Linked DNA regions of Homo sapiens: region 1 is linked to region 2. Evidence: chromatin loops called from intact Hi-C (ENCODE). Cell type or tissue: heart left ventricle. All regions are shown on one strand. Each heading gives the region's core, and the rest is flanking DNA. Links, peaks and the distances in the headings are about the cores only.

Evidence for each region. Hi-C counts contacts between places; a loop is a spot of excess contacts. Peaks named below come from ENCODE experiments on the same cell type or tissue, not always from the same donor. Only the 100,000 strongest peaks of a DNase experiment are listed, where the experiment ranks them.
Region 1: a loop joins it to region 2, with 3 times the contacts of the local background. A loop is called at or near these places in 3 of 110 quality-filtered maps.

The regions. Positions count from the first base shown.
Region 1 is chr9:18,502,304-18,507,375 of GRCh38, forward strand. It overlaps ADAMTSL1 (ADAMTS like 1), which reads left to right. Exons shown (of 29, transcript NM_001040272.6): 2 at 2,526-2,653. Among named protein-coding and RNA genes, the nearest start is that of ADAMTSL1, 31 kb to the left of the region's middle. In heart left ventricle, for the core only: no CTCF peak of the experiment used is centred there; no DNase peak of the experiment used is centred there.
Region 2 is chr9:19,011,400-19,016,471 of GRCh38, forward strand. The region is part of intron 1 of SAXO1 (stabilizer of axonemal microtubules 1); the gene reads right to left. Among named protein-coding and RNA genes, the nearest start is that of SAXO1, 19 kb to the right of the region's middle. In heart left ventricle, for the core only: a CTCF peak has its summit at 1,980 (motif pointing left); no DNase peak of the experiment used is centred there.

The sequences.
Region 1 (5,072 bases), core at 1,216-3,715, 510 kb before region 2:
AAATGAGAGAAATCGCATTGCAGAGATATATATTTGTCACTTAAATAGAAACTGCTTCAGGAAAATACTGCACCTCTCTCAGTAGTCAGCAATCCTATCTTCTATTCACATGCGGCAAACAAAGAGTTAGATGATACACAATTAACTTTTTAAAATCTGAGGGATGAATTTAAATGGGCTATGGAGAAGAAATTTGTGTATGCATACATCATTGGCAAAGAGTCTTTTCTCTCTCATTGTTTAAGTTCTGAAAACAGAGCACCTCTTATTGCAGTGATTAAGGATTGATTTTAATAATCCTAAAAACCAGGCTTTGGAGCTCAATAAATTCTTCCTTTCAAAAGTACAGATTTTGGGGTTACCAAGGTGGCTCCGTTATCCATGCTTTGCCACATTTTATAGGAACATAAAACTGCTAGCAGATTACATCACCAGGCAGATGCAATATGACAAGAGGCTGCAAGGTCGTACTGTGGGAAAGTCAGGGATTTCAGGGAGATGATACTTTACAAGCACGGTGTCTCAACTAAACTCAAAGCAAAAAGCCTGGTGCCTTATCAGTGTACCTCCTGTAAACTTTCAGAGCCCATATATGTTTATACATATTAATAATAATTAATAAATAATGTTAAATAATAATAGCAACAAATGCTTATACAATGTAGTGTTTATTATTTAGGCCCTATGTACTTTTAAAAATGTATGTTTATATTTGTTTTTGTGCCAGTGAAATGTACTAACACAAAATTTAACATTTTAACTATTTTTAAGTATATATATTTATACACTGAACTATACATTAAATACATTCACATTGTTTTGCAATCATCACTACCATCCATCTCCAGAACTTTTTCATCTTCCCTAACTGAAATTCTGCATCCATAAAACAACTCCCCATTCCCCTCTCTCCCAGTGCCCCCCATTCTAGACACAGACACAGACATTTCTGTGTCTATGAATTTGACTATTCTAGATACCTCAGTAAGTGGAATCATGCAATATTTGTTCTTTCATGTCTGACTTATTTCACTTCGTGTCATGTCTTTAAGTTTCATTCATGTTGAACCTGCATCTAAATTTTCTTCCTTTTTAAGGCTGAATAGTATTCCATTGTGTATATATATATATATATATACCACATTTTGTTTACATATTCATCCACTCATGGACATTTGGGTTATTTCCACTTTATGTGCTTTTTATGTATCAACTCTTTCACTGCTCAAAAAGATTCATTGATTCATTCATTGTTGTAGTATCTTTATTATCTCCATCTTATGATAAGAAAACTAAAGCATATGAGATTGTGTAGGTGCCCAAGTTTATAGAGCTAGGAAGCTCTAAAGCCAGTATTCCACCCCAGGCTGGGTAGATCCACAGTTCCTGCTCCTAATCACTGTGCTATCTCATCTCCCTTTCCAATGATTCAGGAAACTAAGTATAGCATGTACCAGTTGGAAAACCATTTGTATAACATCCTAAGGCCAGGTTTTAAAAGTTCAAGTACAGGTTTTAAAAGTTCAAAGGAGTAGTCAGTTTAATAACCGCACCCCATAGCAACTGATTGATAAAGGATCCCATTACTACAAAATAAAAATTAGCACTCTGCTCCGGCACTAGTTCTAGGTGGGCTAAGTTCATTTTGCTGATCTTCCTATATAATATGTGCATGCATGTGTGTGTGTGTGTGTGTGTGTGTGCAGTAGCATGGTTATAATATTACCCCAATTTGTAAAAAGGGAAATTGGGGCATAGGAAGGTGGTAAGTTACTTGTTCAAGGACTCGTAATAAAAAATAGAACTTGTACCCAAACTCAGATAATTTGTAACTCCAGAGCCTGTTCTCTTAACTATAGCACACATTTTATCTTTTTCTTGAATGTGAAGTACAGCATTGAGACCTGTACATAACCACAAGTATTCTTACAGTATATGGAAATTTTCCTAGAAAGCCTGTAAATAACCAGCAAGTCTATTTGTCAAGAGGCAATCCGTGCATTGCTAAAGTTATTTGTATAGTTATTCCAACGAGCACATCTGAAAACTAGGAATGCAGTTGCTTTATTAAAAAATTGTCGATGGTATAAAATATTGTTAGATTTTGGGAAGCAGTTTAGTGTGCACATGCCAAGCTTCTCAGGACAGAAATACCTCTGAGAGCAGCTTCTTTCCTTTCACTAAGAGATGAAGAGTACACTCATGAACCCTGAGCAAAATTGTGACTTCAATGCAATTGATTGTCTTCTAACCCAAATTCCTGTTTCTGGCTTCCTTTTCCATTTGTTCCATTTGTACAACTTCGTGCCCACTTCAGTCATTGCCCAGGGCCCTTAAATTTAAATATCCCTCCCCCTGAACATATAGGCATTATGAAATGGAAAAGAATCCGAGAATCTGATTGCGCGTTTTCATTCCTAGCAAAGCCACCATGTACACACACGTACAGGCCAGTCACATTTTAGAACACATGTTTCAGGGTTCCATGGGGGATATGATGCTGACCATTCTTTTGTTTCTCACAGAGTTCCAGGACCGCACGCTCCGAGGAGGACCGGGACGGCCTATGGGATGCCTGGGGCCCATGGAGTGAATGCTCACGCACCTGCGGGGGTGGGGCCTCCTACTCTCTGAGGCGCTGCCTGAGCAGCAAGTAAGTCCTGCACCCGTTGGGGGTCTTTGTGAGAACCAGAGGTAGCCGGTTTGAGGCATGCTTTTGTGATTGGGTTTATGGAGAACATTTTGTGGCTTACAGATCCAGATAAAAGAAAAGAATTAAAGGAACGTACAAATAATTAAATTTGTGTTCTTACGTGTTTTTATTTGTGTTCTTACGTCCATCTGCAGCTGGGTCTTTATGTACTCTTATCAGATGATAAGCAATAGAGAAACTTATCATCTTTACCAAGCAAATGTTATCTGTTTTCATGTTAGGACTGGAAGGAGTATTTATTGTTAGGAATGGTTCTGGAATTATTAGCTCTATGACATATTGTACAGTATTGGTGTTAGTAGCATATTGAGTTTATGCTGGATTTTTAGTGTTACCAAGTACTTTGCAAGTGAATAACATATTGGTTTATTTTTGTAGATGTCCTAATAGCCAGAAGTTTCTTAAAGTCATTCAGTTCAATGAATGATGAATTTCGAATATAAGGAAGTTTGGAAAAATAGAAGCTTCAGTGGGAATTGGGTCAGGAATAGTGAAAGGGATGAAGAAGGTAGACATGGGGGTGGCTAATGACATCTAAGCTAAAAGGAAAGGGCCTGAGGCCTTAGAATGGAAATTTTTACTTAGAGTAATAATTTAAAACTCCTTCTTGAGCTGTGTGGTCTATGACTAGATCTGTCTCCAAACTATAAAATATAAAGTACCATGGTAATATTTTTAATGAAAGATTTTATTTGACTATGAAAAGTGTTATGTATAGCAAGTAGGAGGTTTGCTCAAAATTACTGTATATACTATATTATAAAACGGGAAACAGAAAAAGAATTCTAGACATTTCATAAACAAATAGCAGAAAGTGGTGAGACAGAGGTTCAGAAAAATGTCAACTTACTTTAATAAGAGTGAGAATTTCTTGAAATCAGCGTCTGAGCCTTATTCCTTTCTGTCTCCCCAAGGCCTGCACAGGGTCTAACAGATATTAGAAGCCCGATAGATGGTTCTTCATTGAAACATGAAAGACCATTTTGGCTCCAGGGAGGTCTCACTGGAAATGTTATAACCTGAGATGTATCCAACAAGATACCAGATCAATTCTGATATTTGGCCACTGTGGCATTGAGGTGTGCACTAAAAATGGGTCAATGTGATTGTATTTACCAGCAGGTTTGTTTGTCTCATTTTTGAGGCCAGCTTCGAATCAACGAGAACCTTGAGCTGATAAGAAAGACTAGACTTTTGCTCCTTATGATTCACCTGCTCTCTTAATCTTGAATATACAAAACTTCCAAAATCTGCAATGTATGCTGCCACACGGTGATAATGTAACTGATAATATTCATACATCAGTAAAGCCAAAAAGTATAAATTTAGAATGTTCCTGTTATTTAGTTTTCTCAAATTAGCATCCTTGAATATTTTATAGAGGTGAGCCAAAACATGTGTCTCACAAAACTGATAAGAAACAAAGGGGAATTTTCATATTGTCTCAGTGATGTGTATGTCAGCTTGAGGTAGGATCTTTTACTGAGTGAGAGACTGAGAAGCAATTTAGGGAATACATTAAAATCACAAAATTCTGTCATTCAGCAAATAATCAAATATTGATGCCATGCGAAATTCAAAAATAAACAATTTTGCCACCTAGTAAGTTAAAGGTCTAGGTGTTAGGGCTCTATTATGATACTACAAAAGATATCAGTTGTCTTCTACTTATAAAGTATTAGAAAAGTAGAATGTAAATGCTGAAATTATAAACATATAGAAGATATGTCCCTATTTTACTTTCAAGTATTAAAAATATATATTCAGTAATCTCATACAAGGCTGACCAAGAAGCTTAAAAAATGGGGCGGAGGTTGACTACCCATTCTTTAGGAATTTGAAGAAGAAAAAAAGCCTCCAAATAGAAGGCATTTCCAAATCCAACAAGAATATAAAGAAATATTAGTTTCTTAAAAACCAGTGCTTAGTATGGACTGATACATTATCCACATGGATATGTTCTATACTTTTAAATTCTAGTCATTCTTTAGCAAATCAAAAACTTGTCATCATCATTAAACTCTGGAACAATCTGGATAGAAAATGTAATATATATTTTTAATTGTGAAAGAACTATTTATATATGCCCTATCATATATTTTGACATCATTCTTCAATAGGATTTGTATTATTAGGCTAAACTGTATTAATTCTGATCCTTGTAAGACAAACAACATAGAGGTTGATTTAGCTGTTCAATCTGAGATTCTAGTGGGATTTCTGGAGACAAGCAGCTCATGATATGACCACATTAGCATATTACCTCTGCGCCCTAATGAGTTAAATCTTACAGCTACAGATTTTAAAAGGAGCAAAACTAAGACTGAGTTAATCCCTTTGGGGGTGTATTGATTGTAGA
Region 2 (5,072 bases), core at 990-3,489:
TGACTTAAACAAAACATGGCTGAAAGAGACACGCCCGATGCACATGCAGATTGTCCCCTAAATTGAGCACATGAATAAAACTTACCCAAAGTTTTCATAAGCATCCAAGTTTCTTGTGTGCCCAGAGCTAAACCCTAAATTGTAGGGCCCAAGGCTAAGTCAACATCCTATCGGCAAATTGGTGGAAAGTAGGGTCAAAACTAGGATTTGGATAGATGGGTAGATACACCGACTCAGTATTAGTTTTACCTAATGGAATATGGCTATGTTATTCAACCCAAACTGATGGAAAAAATTACCAGTTTTAACAACCAAATCCAGTTTTTAAATAACACAAAATCTAAGTATGCCAATTACGAACCACTTCAGCTCTTTCTTCCTCCCTCCTCTTCTTTCTCAAATTCCATATTCTTACTAAACCATTTCAATTTTACCATTATTAAGCATAGATTTTTTTTTTTTTTTGAGATGGAGTCTCATTCTGTCGCCAGGCTAGAGTGCAGTGGCACAATCTCAGGTCACTGCAACCTCTGCCTCCCAGGTTCAAGCAATTCTCCTGCCTCAGCCTCCCAAGTAGCTGGGACTACAGGCGCAGGTCACCATGCCCGGCCAATTTTTGTATTTTTAGTAGAGACGGGGTTTCACCATGTTGGCCAGGATGGTCTCGATCTCTTGACCTCATGATCCGCCCACCTTGGCCTCCCAAAGTGCTGGAATTACAGGCGTGAGCCACCACGCCCGGCAAGGATAGATTTTTTTTAATGAGAGAGGAAAAAAGATGAGGCATATAGATGTTTGTTTTCTTTTGACCAAAGGCAAATAAAGAGAAGAAAAACTAGAGAAAATAAGATTTAGAGCCTTTTTCTCTCATCTATACCACTTACCATCTGGGGGTTAAGAGCTAGTTTTACTTTCTGAAACCTCTGCAATCTCTTTAGGGACAGTTAGAGGCGCTAGGGCGCCTCACCCCTAATCCTCCCCAAATCCTTAGGTCTGAATTATTAAAATAATCTGTAATAGACAACTGTAAATAGGACCTAGAGTGAAAAATGCTACATGTGAATGTAATCAACTTTGTGGTGTTGGTATATCTAAAGATATGTCAATGTGGCACGAACCATATGGGGGACGGTGGGCACAGAGTTAGATGGGCAACTCTAGCAAGGTACCTACAAGCACTGTCTGGATAAGGAGGCCTGGCAGAGGGGCTCAACCCACCCAGTCCCTAATCTCAGAAGGATACATCAGAACGTGCAAATGGCAGCAGTCCCCTTGCTTAGAACTCAGACAAGCAACCTGTGATTATATTTTGGCTTACTTTTAATTTTTCTAAACAGAAAGTATACTCTGACCAGCAAAAATGAGTTTCTAGGCACTCTCAGTAGATCTGTCTCATTCTAAATAAATTGGCATTTCAGTTTACACAGCAGTCTGTATTAGCCAGGTTAATATTAAGGGAGGCGCTGCGGAGCTCAGGGGGCTGCTCTCTCAGGGTGCTGACAGAAATCAAGATTCTGCACCAACAAAAAGCACCATCAAGTAATGCTAGGCTGTGAGGTTGTTTCTATAGGTCACGCTTTTCTCTAGAAACAACCCTGCCTCATCAGGCCTCTGCCAACCTTTCACAACCTCCACCTAGGCTGAAGGTGGCTCCAGAAGCTACACACAGGCACCTCTTGCATGCCTTTTCATCAAACTGGCCTTCCAGATAGATCCTGGAGGGGAACCACACCAAAAAAAAAAGGAATTTGTGAAAGACTAAATACACTTGATCTTAGCCAAAAGGCCGAGAAGCGATGAAAGACTAAATAACAGCACAAGGCATAAGGCATAAGGCATGGCAATTCAGCACACGAAATGCAGGTGGGTGCCTAAAGATCTTCACCACTGCGGGGGTAACAAAGCCAGGCTATAATAGCAGATTTTGCAACGCCAGTCCCTTTTACTTTCTTAGAGATTAGATTGCCCTCTTGTGGGAAATAGGAGGGGAAAGTTTCACAGTATTTCCCCTTACCTTTTTCCATGATGGCTATAGATAGAACACATCCTGTCTCAGGGCAAGAGCTGACCATTACCATTTAGGAATGCAGTCACAATACTGTCACGTCTTTTGGTATTTCAGAAGAAACTAAAAGTACGGATTTTTTTTTTTTTTTTTTTTTTTTGAGACAGAGTCTGGCTCTGTCACCCAGGCTGGAATGCAGTGGTACAATCTCCGCTCACTGCAACCTCTGCCTCCCGGGTTCAAGTGATTCTCCTGCCTCAGCTTCCCAAGTAGCTGGAATTACAGGCGTGCATCACCATGCCTGGCTAATTTTTGTATTTTTAGTGGAAACGGGTTTTCACCATGTTGGCCAGGCTGGTCTTGAACTCCTGACCTCAGGTGATCCACCCGCCTCGGCCTCCCAAAGTGTTAGGATTACAGGTGTGAGGCGCCACGCCCAGCCCAGATATTTAAAACTCATGAGATTTTACATGTTAGCAGCCAATATGCACTTTTTAGAAAAAATATTTAGCAGGCACCCAGTTCGTGAGCTGGGCATGTTAGTCTGTAACAGAGTCTGGTGAGTCTGAAATACAGGTTGTCAGTATAGTTAATAACAACGTATGAATAAAGTTAGTATACAGAGAGTTAAACGTCCTCAGGATAGTTTGGTGAGCCTGGAACACAGGCAGCATGAGGAGGAATGGCTGGAAAGGTAGAGTAGGGGCTTGATTAAGGGTAGAATTTGTTCTGTAATCAATGGAGAACTATCAAAGGCTTTAAATTGGCAAAAATCACCGGGTACGGTGGCTCACACCTGTAATCGCAGCACTTTGGGAGGCTGAGGTGGGCAGATCACTTGAGGCCAGGAGTGCAAGACCAGCCTGGCCAACGTGGAGAAACCCTATCTCTACTGAAAATACAAAAACTTAGCTGGGCGTGGGGGTGGGCACCTGTAATCCCAGCTACTCGGCAGGCTGAGGCACAAGAATCCCTTGAACCTGGGGGGCAAGGTTGCAGTTAGCTGAGATCACGCCACTGCACTCCAGCCTGGGCAACAGAGCGAAACTGTGTCTCAAAAAAAAAAAAAAAAAGTTAATTAATTAAATTTTAAAAATTTAAAAAAAAATTGGCAAAATTGCCTGATAGGAGTTTTAGAAAAATTGCTATCGGAAATATCACTGACTAGCCCCAGATAGAGGAGTGAAAATAGAACCAAGTAGCTCAAAGAAGCCACCAAACATACTTTGAAACTACAAGATGCTTTGTCAGTGGATAGGATCTTCTTTCATAGATTTAAGACTTCCTCTGAGAGGGGCTTAGAGGCTCAGGAGGTCCACAGCTTTGTCACAGGTATTACCTACCTGTTGTCTCCTCCGTTCCTGGGGAACAACTGAATGTTGGACAACATCCAACCATAGAGGCTCTACATGAAAAATAAAGCCAGTGCTGCTGAGGGTCAGTGTTCCCTCTTCCTGCCGGGGTTAGGAAGTCAAGACCAATAAACAAGACCAGTGAAGAGACCTCAGAGATCGTGAAAACATAAAAACCTCCCCTTGAGTTTTCTCTAATACTTAAGGGGGTGGAGAGTAAACGATCCTTTCCTGAGAAAGATGTAAGGCAAATCAGAGCTAAAAAACGAGAGAGAGTACTTCTGCTGATGATGATGAAGGGCGTTAAGTGCTGGTGTCACGTGTCAAAGCTGCTTCCACACAACCCCTTCCAAAAAAGCCTAAGGACAGACAGCATCTTTACCTTGCTTCTTTTTAATCAATAACTAAAAAGATTTGCAAGTCTTAAAATTGTATCCCTTCCTATGTCAACCAGCCCGGAGTACAATGGCATGATCATGGCTTACCGCAGCCTCAAGCTCCTGGGCTCCAGCAATCCTCATGCCACAGCCTCCCAAGTAATTGGGACTACAAGTGTGCACCACCATGTCTGGCTAATTATTTTTGTTTTGTTATTTTTTGTTTTTGAGACAGAGTCTCATCCTGTCACCCAGGCTGGAGTGCAGTGGCGTGATCTTGGCTTACTGCAAGCTCCGCCTCCCGGATTCAAGTGATTCTCATGCCTCCACTTCCCAAGTAGCTGGGATTATGTGTGTGTACCACCACGCCCGGCTAATTTTTGTATATTTAGTAGAGATGGAGTTTCACCACGTTGGCCAAGCTGGTCTCAAACTCCTAACCTCGAGTGATCACCCACTTCTGCCTCCCAAAGTGCTGGGATTACAGGCATGAGCCATCACGCCTGGCCCTTTTTTTTTTTTTTTTTAAGAGACTGAGTATCACTATGTGGCCCAGGCTAGTCTGAAATTCCTGGCCTCAAACGATCCTTCTGCCTCAGCCTCCCAAGTTGCTGGGATTACAGATATGAGCCATGGCACCCAGACATATCTCTTCTTTTTGAAAAAACACACCTTTGTGTTTTTGAGGTTGACACTCAATGAAGTAACCATGTGTTTTTTAAAGTGTAGTCCATCACCCACCTGCATCTGAATCACCAAAGTTGTTAAAACTTGCAGATTCCTGAGCCTCAGACCCACAGAATTAAAGTGTATGAAGTAGGGCCCAGAAATTGGCATCCTTCAAACAGCTCTCCAGTTGATTCTCAGGTACACTGAAGGCTGAGAATACTGAAGATTCAGACATTCACATGCAGGGGAAGGGCACCATCATGAGAAAAGCTTTGTCCCTCTCCAAGGACAATAATATAAGATCCATTCCTGTGATAAAGCCATTAATGCAAGGCTATAAAAGCATAACCCGGCCAGGCATGGTGGCTCATGCCTGTAATCCCAGCACTTTGGGAGGCCGAGGCGGGTGGATCCACTGAGGTCGGGAGTTCGAGACCGGCCTGACGAACATGGTGAAACCCTGTCTCTACTAAAAGTACAAAAATTAGCTGGGCATGGTGGTGCACGCCTGTAGTCCCGGCTACTCAGGAGGCTGAGGCAGAAGAATCGCTTGAACCCAGGTGGCGGAGGTTGTAGTGAGCCGAGATTGCGCTACTGCACTCCAGCATGGGCGACAGAGCAAGACTCCTTCTCAAAAAATAAATATGTAAATAAATAAATAAAAGCATA